Linked DNA regions of Homo sapiens: regions 2 and 3 are each linked to region 1. The links are chromatin contacts, found by Hi-C or POLR2A ChIA-PET in ENCODE. All regions are on one chromosome and are shown on one strand. Each heading gives the region's core, a stretch centred on a gene start or an enhancer-like site at or near the end of the contact. The rest is flanking DNA. Distances are from core to core; before and after follow the strand shown.

Region 1 (4,753 bases), core at 1-2,500:
TTGAAAAAAAAGGAAAGCAATCCCTTGGCATGGAGACATTAAAGTGACAGTGCTACTCAATGGGCACTTGATGCAGGATGAGTTGGCGAAGCAGATTTCTTCACACTGGAGTCATTCACATCATGCCATCTCTTCGCATTCAAGCAGCTCCCTATCCGGCGAGGAAAAACACTGAGACTTCGAGAGAAGCCAAACCTTCCCCCAAAGGTGTTTTCAGAGACGCCGTAGTAGTATTAGACATGTAAGCATAAGCTATGTAAACGGTCCGCGATTTCCTAAATGAGAAAGTGCAGCTGCTTGGCTTTCACATCCACCTTTTCTCTCAATCTCTCTTCAAACTACCCACCTTCCTTTTGCAGAAAAGACAAGACATTTCTTTGCCACCGCTGGCCACCCCTGCCCAAGCCCCGTTCTTTTAGGGAAGAGCACTGAAATGTCCTGCACCCTCCACGCGATGAAGTGTTTCCTCAGGCAGGAGCAACAGCAGCACTAGAAATTATATAACTCTCGAATTTGGCTTCTGTAAGACATGGAGACTGGAGGGTCGGGGGTTGCCGGTCTGGGAGATACTGCTGGGCATTTAACGTGCACAAAACAGCGCCAGGCCTTGCAGTGCCCCCCACCCCGAGACACGGCTGACAAGTGGGTCTTCTCGCGGGGGTAGTGGGCAAATTTCTCTCCGGTCTCTTTCCAAGCGGGGCTAAAGGATGCAAATTGAGGGGACTACAGACTGGGGAGAGGAGTCAGACGGCTGAGAGGAGAGGAGGCTAGTCGGGGCTGCTCTGACGGCGCTGGGCGGCTGGTCCGGGGTTTGGAGGAGGAGGTGCCCGAGAAACAGAGCTTTAACACCACACAGGCCAGGGCAAAGGGGCGAGTTCCCTCAAGGACTGAAAGGGGCAGGCAGCTAGTTCCCAGCTGCCCTGAGGAGAGGCAGGAGCGCAGTAACATTACAACATTCGGGCCGCCCCATCTTTCCCGCAGGACGCGAAGAGATCAGGGAGCTAAGCTGATAAATAGTCAGGGAAGGAAATACTCGGCTGGCGAGGGGGGCAGGCCCACAGGCGCCTGGACCTCCTCTAAGCGAATAAGTGGCCGTAATTTCTAGACGCCGCGCCCAATCACAGTCAGGATGGAGGGCGCGGCTTTTGACTGAGTGGGGGCGGGCCCGGGCTGCAATCGAGAGGCGTTGAGCCGTAAATCAGCACCACTTCCCGCCCAGGGCGTTCTGGGTCCCCGCCCACCGGCAAGTCACATGAGCCACCAAAATGGTGGTGTTCGGGTATGAGGCTGGGACTAAGCCAAGGGATTCAGGTGTGGTGCCGGTGGGAACTGAGGAAGCGCCCAAGGTAGGCGGAAATCCGAAGTGGTATGGGGGGTGATTTCTGCACCTTCAAAGTGTTGGCAGACTCTTCTAAGATGATACCTTTAAAGGAGATTTGAAAAGTTAAAACAGCTCCCAAGTCCATGCAAGGAGCAGTCGATTAAGTCTCCAGTTGCTGTGGAAAGAGGCGGAGAGAACGTAGATGACCTAAATTCTAGTCCTCATTATCTGCAGTTTGTTTTCTCTTGTCTCCAGGCCTTTGCACAGGCTTTTTCTTCAACTTGGAGTATTTCCCTGCTTCTATCCGTCCCAACTCCCCTGCCAAACTGTTCTCTTTCGGTTATTGATTTAAATGTCACTTCTTCCGGGAAGCCTTCCCACGCTTCCTCTGGCTAGATTGTTTGCTTTTTCTTAGGTTGTTGGGTTTTTCGTTTATGTCACTCTCTCATTCTGTGTTTAAATTGCCAGCTTTTTTGTTCTGAACTCCCACTGCGTTGTGGATTCCTGAGGATGGGATGACTGTATCTTGATTACCCGGAGGTCTGGCATATACCACGTGCTCCCTAAATTATGAGCGAATGTTGAATAAAATTCTAAAGGTGAAATTTATTATTAGGTGAAAAATTTATTATTAGGTAAAATAATACACATGAAAGCACTACAAAACCGTTAGATGATTTGCAAACTATAAACCTACATAAATGCACTCTTACTGGTATAAGCGTGGTGACTAGTTGAGTGGCCTTAAGGGGGAAGGGGTGTAATGAAAGCACTGGAGTCTTTGACAGTGCCTTGCAAAGCTTAAGCACTCAAATATTTCCTGTGTTCTTTCCAGTATTTCAGTATTTGCTGTCCTGTAATCATAATCCTGGGTGTCTGTTTTCCCTATAGAGACTTTAGGGTGTAGACTAGGTAGGAGATTAGTAGAAGATATTGCCTGGAAGTTTGTTTTGTTTTTTGTTTTTGGTGGAAGGTGGAGGATTTCAATGAATTGGATGAGAGCAAAACAAAAATTTATCTATGGTTTATGGTTACTCATGTTATTGACGTCTGCCAAGACAGCAGATGTCTTAGTACAATAGATGGGTTAGGTATAGAATCTCCCTTAGATGTTACTATCCCTTATACTTTCCATTTGGGTGTCAGGGAGAGGGAAAAGATGTAAGTCTAGTCACTGAAAAATTGTAATTTGTAAAATATTTTACCTTTTTTTCCCCCTGCCCTCTCCAGAAATGTTACAGAAAAAGATTGAGTACATTTCTGCCATGATGCAGAGAAAGAAACTGGTCCATTATTACTCATTGTGTAACACCATAAGAAGGTTCAAAGGAGCTCATACCTTCTGTATGTTGATGCCAGGAACTGTGTATAATGAACTGGCCTTCTATAGTTAGGATTGGTACATACCGCTCATTCAGCAAATGAGTATTACAGTGATATTCAACATGTGTCCATTGACTACAGCATCAGAAGCACTAAGTGCTATTAAAATGCAGATTCTAGGCCTCATCCTACTCCTGCTGAATCCAGGTATCTCAGGAGGGAATTCATGAGACTGCATTTCAAATAAATACCCCATGTGATTCTTGTGCATGCTGAAGGTTGAGAACCACTGATTTATTAAGTATCTTGTGTGTTCATTATGCTTTATCCCCTCTAATCCTCTTGTCTAGGACTCCTTAAATTTGAGATTTAGTATTTCCCTTTAATATAAACATTAAAATTGAGATTAGTGTAAATTTGTAAAGAGACTATTTAGCTAATCTGGAGGAAAAAGAGTAAAAAGCACTGAATTTAGCAGCAATAGACCTTCCACTTGGCTGCTGTAGTAGGTAAACATTTGCAACCACGTGTTTGGATTTAACAAATGTTATTAAGACTTTTCACAGAGACTCTAGAGTCTTGCCCAGAGCAAAACATTCAGAAACGATCCTCTCTGAGAGTGCAGGGTTTGTTTTTTTGTTGTTGTTGTTTTGTTTTGTTTTTTAACCTGTCTAGTTTCTGTTAAGATGCTACTGGCCAGGTCTTCATGGTCCCTTGACATTGGCAGCTGTCTGTTCATCACACTTGGGACACAAGAACCTTCCGACCAAGGAGCCCAGTGCCATGGGTCTCTGGGGCCGGGCACGGTGGCTCACGCCTTTAATCCCAGCACTTTGGGAGGCTGAGGCAGGTGGATCACCTGAGGTCAGGAGTTCGAGACCAGCCTGGCTATCATAGTGCAATCCTGCCTCTACTAAAAATACAAAAATTAGCCGGGTGTGGTGGCAGGTATGGGTCTCTGCTATACCACATGACCATTTCTAGCAAAGGCTCTGCTTCCACCACAGGTGGTAATAGGGAACTGGATATATAATTTATGTACTCCAAAGTAGTAGCCACAATCCACTGCCTGTTCCCTTCCTGGAGCAGTGTCCCTCTTTCTGATTTTTCTCTCTCACTATTCTCCAAGGCAATCCCTGCTCTCTCCTACCTCTCTAGGAAATGAAACACGATTTCCAAAATGAACTTAATCTTTCATGAGAAACTGAGGATAGAGATGTCAATAAGCAGCCACTGTTTCCACCTCCCCACCTGAAGAGCTAGGAGGACAACTACAAAGAGCCTGACTGCCTTCTCGGAATGAGGAGAGAGGAAAACAGCAACAGTATCAGTATGTTAGCCTTCTACACTAAATCTCAAGCAAGCCAACCTTTCAGACCTTCAGTTTGCTCATATGTATAGAAATAATCATTATACTACCAATTTCTCAAGTTAGTGTGTAAATCAGAAAGCCAATGTCTGTATTGTAGGATGTTTAGCAAGAAAATAAAAAATAATAACAAAAAGCCAATGTCTAACAGATAATAAGAGCTCAGTAAATGTTGATTGAATTACTAACAAAGTATGTGAAAGCAGACGACACAGTACCTGGCACACTACTAAACTGTAAATGTTTTCAAATCTGAATCTGTAGAATTCTGTAAGGTTTTATGTAATATGAATATCATTAGCTATTATGGCTCTGGAATTTTTTTTTCCAGGTTTTCAAGATGGCAGCATCTATGCATGGTCAGCCCAGTCCTTCTCTAGAAGATGCAAAACTCAGAAGACCAATGGTCATAGAAATCATAGAAAAAAATTTTGACTATCTTAGAAAAGAAATGTAAGAGAAATGCCCAGGCTGAAAATCAGTCATTTTATTTGCAAGTCTTTTGTATTGCCATTGTTTCTAAGATCCTATTCTTTCTTACCTTTTCTGTTATCTAAGATCCTATTCTTTGAGTTGGCTATGAAGAACACATCTTTAAAAAAAAGAATGGGGGAAACAAGAACAGATGAAAATGGTGGTTTGTTGGAATATTTCGGATTGTGGATAATTTCTTTTGTTTCTTAAAAAGTATCCAAAAGTATTGCTAAAACTTTTGTGCAGTAAATGTATTTTAATTAAAA
Region 2 (4,753 bases), core at 1,262-3,761, 1.3 Mb after region 1:
ATTTTAAAAATAAAAGTTAAAAAAAAATGTAGATCCTGTTAGTATTCTCTTCTCCCTAATTTATCCCTTAAAAATTTGTTTAAACTAGTCCCATACTGAAACAAAAAATGGCCCAAATGAGACACTGTTAGACTCAAGGATGGGATGCAGATTGAGGTCTCTGGTCACTAGGGATTTGTTTGGCCAGGTTTCCTCAATGAATAATAATGAAGCACAATAGGAAAATGTAAATGTTAAGTCGCTGAAACTGCAGTACCAGCAGGGGAGAGTCCAGTTGCTGTCCTCAATTCCTCCAGCATTGATAAACAGTCTGCTTGGCTCCTTACAGATGTTGTCTATGAAGTCTAGAGTTACAAGTAACTATTTTCCAGCATGTAAAGGGATCCAGTCTTGTCCTTCAAAACAGCTTGGCCGCTTTCCCCAGGATACATGTAATTAAAAATATATATCCCTGCAAAAGCTGTTTCTCCAACAAATTGCCACTGATGTCAGGATATGTGCTGTTTCCAAACTGAGAGCTGGAGGATCATTTCTTAAGCTTTTATAACCTAGTTCTAAAGTTCTGAAACTTCCAAAGGGATATTTTAGCAGCAACAGGTCTAATCCCCACCATCTTTCCAAAACCACAAACCAAGTTTTAAAATGACCTATGTAAAAACATGCACCTAGTAAGTAAGCTGTATGTCTGTTTATTATCTCTCAGAAGTTACAGCCAGAACCACAGATTTCTTTTCTTTTCTTTTTTTTTTTGATACGGAGTTTCGCTCCTGTGGCCCAGGCTAGAGTGCAATGGTGCAATCCCCGCTCACTGCAACCTCTGCCTCCTGGGTTCAAGCGATTCTCCTGCCTCAGCCTCCTGAGTAGCTGGGATTACAGGCGCACGCCACCACGCCCGGCTAATTTTTGTACTTTTAGTAGAGACAGGATTTCGCCATGTTGGTCAGGCTGGTCTCGAACTCCTAACCTCGTGAGCCACCTGCCTCGGCCTCCCAAAGTGCTGGGATTACAGGCGTGAGCCACTGCGCCCGGCCAGAAACCAGATTTCTGAAGCCTGGACAACTAACGTCTACTTTTTCCCACAACTTCTCTCTTTTCTAAATTTCTAAAAATCACCCAGCCTCACCAACCCAAACATAACCAATGTTAACACTTTAAAAATTTTCCTGTCAGTCTTTTATTATCCCAATAAATTTTTTATTTTGCAGGATTATAATCACCCTGTATATGCAAATTCTTATTACTGTGGAATAAACATTTTCTCTATCATTAGATATGCTTTACATTTTTTAATGACTGCAAAAAAATTTCTTCCAATATACCAACCACCTTCCTGCAGCTTCTTCTCACCCTCCAAGCATTAAACGTGCCTTCAACTGTGAGGATAAGAAAGAACTCAAGCCAACCCAACCACTCCTTCATGCATGACCTCTAAAACGCTGCGGGACGTCGTGAGAAGGGGCTATTCAGCAGAAAAAGGTGCAGTAGTGTTTCATTTAATAACACCCCAAAAATAGTGGGGAGAAGGAAGTTCGGTGAAGGATGGTCTCCTTATCACTCCCTCCAAGTCTTAGCTGCAGCTGGCTCCCTCCCACTCGCCCACCGAGCAGTGGCGGCCAGAATCCTTGGCAGAGATAACCCTCAGCTCCACTGGGGTTAGGGGTCTGGGCCAGACATGGGTGGGCAAGAGAGAAAAACGGAAGGGCGGGGTGTAAGAGTGGGTTCTTTCCCAGGCCAGATGACTTACACAACGTTTTGGCTTCCAGTCCCTGAGAAAGTGGGGGTGGGGATGGAAATCACTTTTCCAGGAGAGCTGTCTCCTTCGGGCTAGGATGATCAACTTGGCATGGGCTCTGCAAAGTTAGTTTGGAGCGTCCCTCCCCAAGGGGTCCCGCCAGGGGTGGGGGTGGGGGCGCCCACCTGCAGCTGGCTGGAGCAGCCGTACTGGATGAGCGGTGTGAAAGTTGTCAGCTGCAGCTCGGCGTCCGTCTGCAGCTCGTGCCCAACCAGGTTGGGCATCTTGGTCACGTTGTAGCCGAGGTTCTGGCACATGGAGATGCGGATGGGGTCGCAGCGCCGCTCTTCCTCGTCCCCGAAGCCCCGCGCCGGCCCCAGGAGCAGCAGCAACTGCAGGAGCAACCCCAGACTGAGACCGACGCCCCCGGGCGCCCCCGGGACGCTCGGCCCTGCGCCCCGCCAGGCCATGGCCAGCATCGGGGGTAGCAGCGGCAGCGGCTGGGGCTGCTCTGGCAGACACCCCCAGTTTGCACGGGGGCGCCGGCTGCCCGCGCTGCTCCCAGCTCCCGGGACGGGAGTGTGATGCGGCGACGAGGGGGCAGCGGCCGGCTCTCCAGCAGCTGCGCGCGACTGTGTGGGATTTTAGACGTCCCGGGCCGAGGCCGAGGGACAGGCTGCGAGGGTCATGGCTGCAGGCGGCGAGCCCACAAGCCGGCGCCGGCCGCGTCCGTTCGGCGTCTCCGCGAGGCCAGCCAGCAGCCAGCGCTGCGCAGCTCTCACCGCCGGAGCCCTGCGCGGCGCTGGAGGCTCGCGGCGCGGCGGCGGGGCGGGACGGACAGCGGGCCTCTCCAATGGCCGGGCGCGGTGGGCAGCTAGGGGCGAGGCGGCGGGGCGGGGCCGCTCTCCCGCAGGAGGAGTCAGGCCCCCGCCCTCCGGCCCCCTCCTCCGGCCGCCCCTCCCTCCCTCCCTCCCCTAGCGCCCCGCCCCGCCCGCCTCCCGGCTCTTGCTTTCCTCCCACCCGGATCTAGGCGCGCAGGGGCCAAGCAGGGACGCAGCCCAGTGGCTCCAGCCACGCCGTCCTGCCCCCTTCTGCAGGTGAGAAGTGCGCCCTGTTCCATCTGCCCCCTTTCCTTCCTGTCTCCTTTCAGCTGTAACCTAGGCCGGTGGCCACCTCCCCGTCAGGCAGAGAAACGTACACAAAGAATTGGGGATTTGGATTTACACCGATTGTGGCTTTCAGTCCCGGTTGTGTGACCTTGAGCAAATTGCTCAACCCCTCGGCGTCAGTCTCCTCTGTAAAGTCACTTGGGAGGATTAGAGATAAAGTGTAGAAGGCTTAGCATGGTGCCTGGTACTGCGTGAGTCCACAGCTATTTTCACTCCGGACCAGCGGCGATCGGGGCCCGGCCTCTCCCCGCCCCCAGACTCGCCCGACCTGCGCAGGGAGCCGCCCACCTCCAGCCGCCAGCGGGGAGGCGCCCCAGAGCTGCGGAGCTGCAGACCCGCCGACGGTCTCGCGCTCTGATTTCCTCACCGTATGAAATGAAATTCCACAGGGGGATTCGAAAGGAAATGAGACCGGGACTCTCCGTGCTTCTCGGCCCGCCGCCCTTCCTGTCTCGGGGACACGGTTTCTAAATAAGGTTGGGAGGGTGAGAGGGCGGGAGGGGAGAGGCTTGACCTGTGCACTGGGGACGAGGAAGGCGCACAACCACCGTGACTCCTCTCTCCCGGCCTCCCGGGCACCCCCTCCCCACCAGGCTGCACCCCTTTTTTTCTTTGCTTCTGCTTCGGCTCCTAGGGATCTGGGGATCATGTGACCCAGGTTTGAACCCAACTTTCCTGTCTCATTACCAGCCCCCCGCGGCTTTGTGCTGGTCCACCCTCTCTCTGCTTTCCAGTCGGCCAGTAAACTCCCAGCAGGTGGATTCCTCCACCGTTTACTTGTTGCTTGACTGTGTTGAAGCTATGGTGCCTCTCTGAGCCTCAAAGTGGCCGGCTGTAAAGTGGGGAAGTTCATATCCACCTCACACAGTTGTTCTAAGAGTTCAGTGAGATAATACCTGTAAATCATTTAGCAGTGTCTGACACATAATAAATGCTGAAGAACTTGGTGATTGGGGTGTGTGTGTGTGTGTGTGTGTGTGTGTGTGTGTGTGTATGTGTTTCCAAAACAGCTAGGGGAGATCAATTATGGGACAGCCTCCTGCTTTCCAGCCTGGTGCTAAAGACAGCTCCAGCAGCCCCGGAATGAGGATCTGGGTAAAAGGCTTTTCACCCTCTTCCTGAGATCTTTTTGTCCAACACTTGCCACTGTTTTATGCATGTTTTTATCCTCCCATTTCAGCCAATTCTGTGGCATATGGCAGAGGCTAGATGCAAGTTGGAAGAATGTCTGTGCCACTCATGTGACACTCATATTCTGTCTTGTATTTTTAGTCTTCTTATATTGGCAACGAGACTTGACTGAGGGCAAAAATGGAATCAACTTTTTTTTGGTATTTGGCTCTGTGCCTAGAACTGTGTTGGACACGGAGAAGCTGCATTGTCTCCAGTCATCATCATAAACTCCCAGTGAAGGAGGTTCCGTTAGCTCCTTATAGAGATTAGGAAACTGAGGCTAGAACCACAGTAATAGAAAATGACAAGACCAACCAAACCAGGGCCCAGAAGAGGCTCTTCAAAGATGGAAGGCAGGGCTATTTTCCCAGAAAAAATTCCCAGCTGGAAATCAATGTACTCAGCAATAGGATTGAATCTCTGTGTGCCTGTGCTGAGTAATGCATAAAACCCTTGGCCTACAGAGATGAATAAACGATCAGATGTAGAGATCAAATGATCTATTAATCATTTGGGTTACAGAGATGAATATATAATCAGATGAACAGATCAAATGAATAGATAATCCTCATCCTTTAGGATCTCACAGGAGGAGACAAAGGATTAACAAACAACAATAACTTAGTTTGCTAAGTGCACAGATAGAGAATTGTGGGTGAATTGAAGGTAGAAGTGGCTG
Region 3 (4,753 bases), core at 597-3,096, 1.3 Mb after region 1:
ACCATCTGATTGTTCTTTCAAAATAACAGAAATAAACAGTTGGAAAAAAGGATTATAATGTGGCAGAACCTTTTTTCCCCTTTTTAGTTGACATGTAATCATTGCACATATAAAAACTTTCAATAATTCTGATTTGAATGTGTTAAGTTTCAAAACATCTGAGTGGGTGTCAATTAAACTGTTCCAAGTCTGGAATTTAGAAGAGAGTTTTAAGCCTTATACATTTTTTAAAAGTTTAATATCCTGTTTAGAATGTACTGAGTTGCTGAGAGCATCTCAGATTTTGAAAAAGTTTCAGAATATAAATGGGAATACAAATGGGGCACAAATAACCACGAGGGCTTTAGTGAGTGTATCAGGATTCAGTTTTACAGCATAGAGACGTGATTAACCTCATAGCCTGCCTTTCTGGGAACAGCTGAGAAGGAAGGAGGACCAGAGCACATGGCACAGCAGTTGGGAACCATCAATCGCATCAGTCCAGCTGCCTGGGAACTTTAAAATGGAGAGCGTTTAATTGGAAAACCCGAATTTTACTAAGAGGCCAGGGGATTCATGGGAACATGAAAGGAGTGAGACTAGGATTAAGTTTTTTGAGCAAAGGAGAGTAGAAGAAAACTCTTACATCACAAGTAATGATGTTCTGGTAAGACAGAAAACTCAGGGTGGGTTAGGGAGCACCAGGCACACCCAGAGTGTGGCAATAGGTAGTGTTGGCTCAGGAGTTAAAGAGACTTAGGTGTAAAGCCTGGCTTTGAACTTGGGACAGTTTTTTATCCTCTTTGAATTCTAGTTCCTTCATTTATAAAACAGTAATAATACAGTAATAATGTCTACTCTGGAGGCTTATAAGGAAATGAGATAATGTAAGAAAAGAGGCCGGTGATGTCACTCAATAAGGCAAATATCTGCTTAGAGTCGTAATAATAATATATATTATATATATAAAACTAATATATAATGTATATAAGTAATATATATATAACATATAATTATATATAATACATATTTAGCCACTGTGCCTGGCTAAAGTGGTAATAATATAGTAACTGAAAGATAGAAAATTTAAATGTCCAACAATAGATTGACCAACTAAATTATAGAGCAACTGTATAATGAAATATTATATTTGTAATTATATTTGAAAGAGCATAATGGGTCAGGTGTGGTGGCTCATGCCTGTAATCCCAGCGCTTTGGGAGAGACTAAGGCAGGTGGATCACTTGAGGCCAGGAGTTCAAGACCAGCCTGCCCAACATGGTGAAACCCTGTCTCTACTAAAAAAATACAAAAAAGTTAGCCAGGCATGGTGGCACACACCTGTAATCCCAGCTACTCAGGAAGCTGAGGGACAAGAATTGCTTGAACTCAGGAAGCAGAGGTTACAGTGAGCCGAGATCACACCACTGCATTCCAGCCTGGGTGACAGAGCAGGACTCTGTCTCAAAACAAAACAAAACAAAACAAAGTGCATAATATATAAGGAAGTATTTGTCATATAAAGTTATATGACCAGACCAGAATAAATAATGCATACAAATATAATATTTAAAAAGAAAGTTTATACATCAAAATGTTAAAGTGATTGTAGTTTAGACTGAGAGATTTTGGTTTTCTTTTTACAAAAAAAACCCATAAACACGAATTTTGGTAGCTTTCTGAGTTTTCTATGATGAGAATTGCTTTTATAAGAATATGGAATTTTAATTGGAGATAATAAATAGTGAATGTTTTCATGTCACTGGTGTTACCCTTATCAGTGTATTGTTCTTATTTGCTGTTCCCCAAATCCACCTCTGGCTTTACCCCTGGGAAAATGGCAACAATCCAGCAGAAACCAAATCTGTGGACCTAGAGGAATTAAAAGGATTTTTCTTCATTTACTTTGGGTGGTTTTGTCTGGCTGGGTGTGCCTCATACTGACAGGAAGTGTGTGTCACCAGAAAAGAATTTAATTCTTTGCAGCAAAAAGATGGTTAGTGGAAAGAGAGAAAAACACTCATGAGTGCTTCTCACAGATTCGGCTTCATTGTGTCAAACTGGCTCCCCTTCCCAGTTGGACCCACCCAGAGAAGAGGTGCCCCCACTCAGAATCCACACTGTTCCAACAGACCAGGAATGTGTAGGGGCCTCCCAGTCCACCAAGAGGCCAGCTTGTTTGACCCCCGGTGTATAAACCTGGCTTTGCCTCTTGAAAGAGTAACCACCCCTCTCTGTGCCTCAGTTTCTCAACTGTAAAACTTATACGTCTGCCACCCCCACTAAAAAGTGAGTCCCTGTGAGCACAAGGACAGAGCTTTATACCTTTCTGTATCCGTACAGCTTAGCCCAGCACCGAGGCTCAGTTCATGTCCATTGAATAAAATGACAAAGTTGTTTTAAGTGGCTTTTTAAATGTGCCATCCAATGTTTGCAATTAAATTTGTGGAGCCGGGCGCGGTCGCTCACGCCTGTAATCCCAGCACTTTGGGAGGCCAAGGCGGGCAGATCACGTGAGGTCAGGAGTTCAAGACCAGCCTGACCAACATGGCAAAACCCCATCTCTACTAAAAATACAAAATGACCCAGGCGTGGTGGCACAAGCCTGTAATCCCAGCTACTCGGGAGACTGAGGTAGGAGAATCGCTTGAACCCGGGAGACGGAGGGTGCAGTGAGCTGAGATTGTGCCATTGCACTCCAGCCTGGGCGACAGAGTGAGACTCCGTCTCAATCAATCAATGAATTTGTGATCGTGGGCCTCTGGTGTAATATTTCTGGGGAAAAAAATTAAGGCAAACATAGGGAAATGTTAAGATCTGATAAGTCTGTATGGTAGACACATGAATGGATCTAACTAATATCCATATTAATCACTGATTTTCAGTTTCCTTGTCCACAAAATAATATCTACTTCATTGAGACTTTTGTGTCTTGAACAAGAAGTGTTAGGTCAAGTGCTTAGCACATTTGTGTCCTAACTCTTTTCTTGCAGCAAGAGGAATGAAAGGTAGCTCTCATTACTTGATTTTTTAATTCTAATGCTTAAAATCGGACTATCTGATTTGTAGGATCTGACCACAGTCATCCTGGCTATCATCCCACAGTGGCTGTGTCCCATAGTGACATAGATATTTCAATGGAGAAAAGATTGGACCACATTAGGGCAGATGATTGATCTCAGCCAATATCTCACCCAGTATTGGAAGCCTTCCACAGTAATGTATGAAAGTATAATTGATTGCCTATTCATTTACCAAACACCACATGCTGGGCATTGCACCAAGCACAGGAAATTAATAGATGCGAAGACCTAATTCCCTGGCCACAAAAAATTCACTGTGTAGTAGCAGAGACAGAGGCAGAAACAAATTATTTCAATAGAATTCAGTATATGCTAGATTATTAGCCCAAAGGAAGAAGTAAAACATTTACCCACACTTAGCAATCACATTTAGCTATTTCATTTTTAGTAATGAGGCCTATAGCTCTCACATACCTTTGAATTTTAGAAAATGTTAAGACGACTCTTTTTGCTGAAAATAAAAAGATATCACCTTCACAAAGGATGAGCTCATTTACGTAGGAAATAAAATAAAGCTATTGTGTCAGTATATACAGAAATGAATGTAAATGCAGAGATGAAGCTTGGGCAGGGAACACACCATTGCCAAAGTGCTTATTGGGAGAGAGGAGAAGGTAATAGGAGGGTGGTGAGAAGGTTGTTCCCTTGTTTCCCATATATTTCTGTATTATTTGAAGATTTTAAATCAAAGATGTATTCATATATTGTTTATGTTATAATTGCATTATTGTCTATGTACAGAAAGAAAGAAAGAAGTCTTCTCCCAGATATCCACATCTGCTTCAGATCTTTGTTCAAATGTCACTTTCTGAATATCCTATTTTTAAATTGCCACCTCACCACCATTAAAATCCCCATCCCCTTCTCTGTCTTCATAGCATTTACCACAATCTGACATCCTATATATTTTACTTTTTTACAAAATATTATTGTCTGTCTCTCCCAGACAATTAGAATGTAGGCTCTGTGAGAGCTGAGATTAGTGTGTGCCAGCTTTACAGCTGTAAACCCAGGGCCGAGGACATATACCAGGTGTTCCACAGGCCAACAGCCTGAATGTATACAGCATTATGCTAACAGCAGTTATTTCTGAATGGAGAGACTACAGATGTCTTTTATTTTCTTCATTCTGCTACTTGGTATCTGAATTTTTGTAATGAGCGCATATTAATTATATTACCTAAGAAAACAACAAAGCTCTTTGAATTTATTATTATTTTAATAACCTGGGAACTAAGAAAGAGGCTCCAGTAGAAGCCACCATGGAAGGAGTAAGGGCCTAGTGGGAGTCAGGCCAAAGAGCATAGGCGAAATCTCCTGAGATACTTGGTGGAGTAAAGTTAGTTGGAATTAAAAAACCAACTAACTTATGACTCCTCCACTGCCTCGCAGTTTCCAGACATCCGCAAAAATGCCTGGTGCACGGGTCACTGTTTCACAAAGGGTCTTCTGCCTCATAGCTTCCCATCCCCAAGCAGCGGGGCCCAGAAATTTGCCCACATCCTTCCATCCAGCAAATGTTTTTATCTGGGTCCTACTTAGGTTTCAGCCAATTCTTTGCTGAGCAACTTGGCTTCCTGTTTTCCTTGGGAACCAGACTCTTTTTAAGTTGGAGCCATAAAAAGAATGAAATCCTTTACCTGATACTTTTCTATTCGGGTATTCAAGCCTGCCACAGACGGAGGCCCTGT

Evidence for each region. A loop is a pair of places that touch in the nucleus more often than their neighbours do. ChIA-PET counts read pairs that join two places held with the same protein, here RNA polymerase II (POLR2A). Pooled maps may share reads with other maps.
Region 2: a loop to region 1 is called in a pooled map, with 8 times the contacts of the local background. The contact joins the promoter of FZD4 here to the promoter of TMEM126B in region 1. A Hi-C loop is called at or near these places in 1 of 37 single-sample maps with no recorded cell type and 4 of 50 pooled maps. POLR2A ChIA-PET finds 5 or more read pairs at or near these places in 1 of 52 experiments (PC-9).
Region 3: a loop to region 1 is called in a map of PC-3, with 5 times the contacts of the local background. The contact joins the enhancer-like site here to the promoter of TMEM126B in region 1. A Hi-C loop is called at or near these places in 1 of 168 maps with a recorded cell type or tissue (PC-3) and 3 of 50 pooled maps. POLR2A ChIA-PET finds 5 or more read pairs at or near these places in 1 of 52 experiments (MCF 10A).

Annotation. Positions count from the first base shown.
Region 1 is chr11:85,627,343-85,632,095 of GRCh38, forward strand. TMEM126B (transmembrane protein 126B) reads left to right here and starts at 1,251. Exons shown (of 5, transcript NM_018480.7): 1 at 1,251-1,346; 2 at 4,345-4,466. The coding sequence starts at 1,266. DLG2 (discs large MAGUK scaffold protein 2) reads right to left here and starts at 2. Exons shown (of 28, transcript NM_001142699.3): 1 at 1-2. RefSeq lists enhancers at 48-556, 429-588, 669-718, 859-1,048, 1,299-1,348 and 1 more.
Region 2 is chr11:86,952,884-86,957,636 of GRCh38, forward strand. FZD4 (frizzled class receptor 4) reads right to left here and starts at 2,512. Exons shown (of 2, transcript NM_012193.4): 1 at 1,918-2,512. The coding sequence starts at 2,202. It overlaps FZD4-DT (FZD4 divergent transcript), which reads left to right and starts at 2,738. Exons shown (of 3, transcript NR_038905.1): 1 at 2,738-2,829. It also overlaps a transcript of PRSS23 not described here. RefSeq lists silencers at 2,190-2,239, 2,370-2,739, 3,090-3,239.
Region 3 is chr11:86,914,610-86,919,362 of GRCh38, forward strand. All of the region lies in intron 2 of PRSS23-AS1 (PRSS23 antisense RNA 1), which reads right to left. It also overlaps a transcript of PRSS23 not described here. Among named protein-coding and RNA genes, the nearest start is that of PRSS23-AS1, 21 kb to the right of the region's middle. Within about 2 kb of position 1,847, at least 9 of the 41 ENCODE cell types and tissues checked have a DNase peak (open chromatin) inside an H3K27ac peak, as active enhancers do; they include PC-3, where a contact is called at or near this core.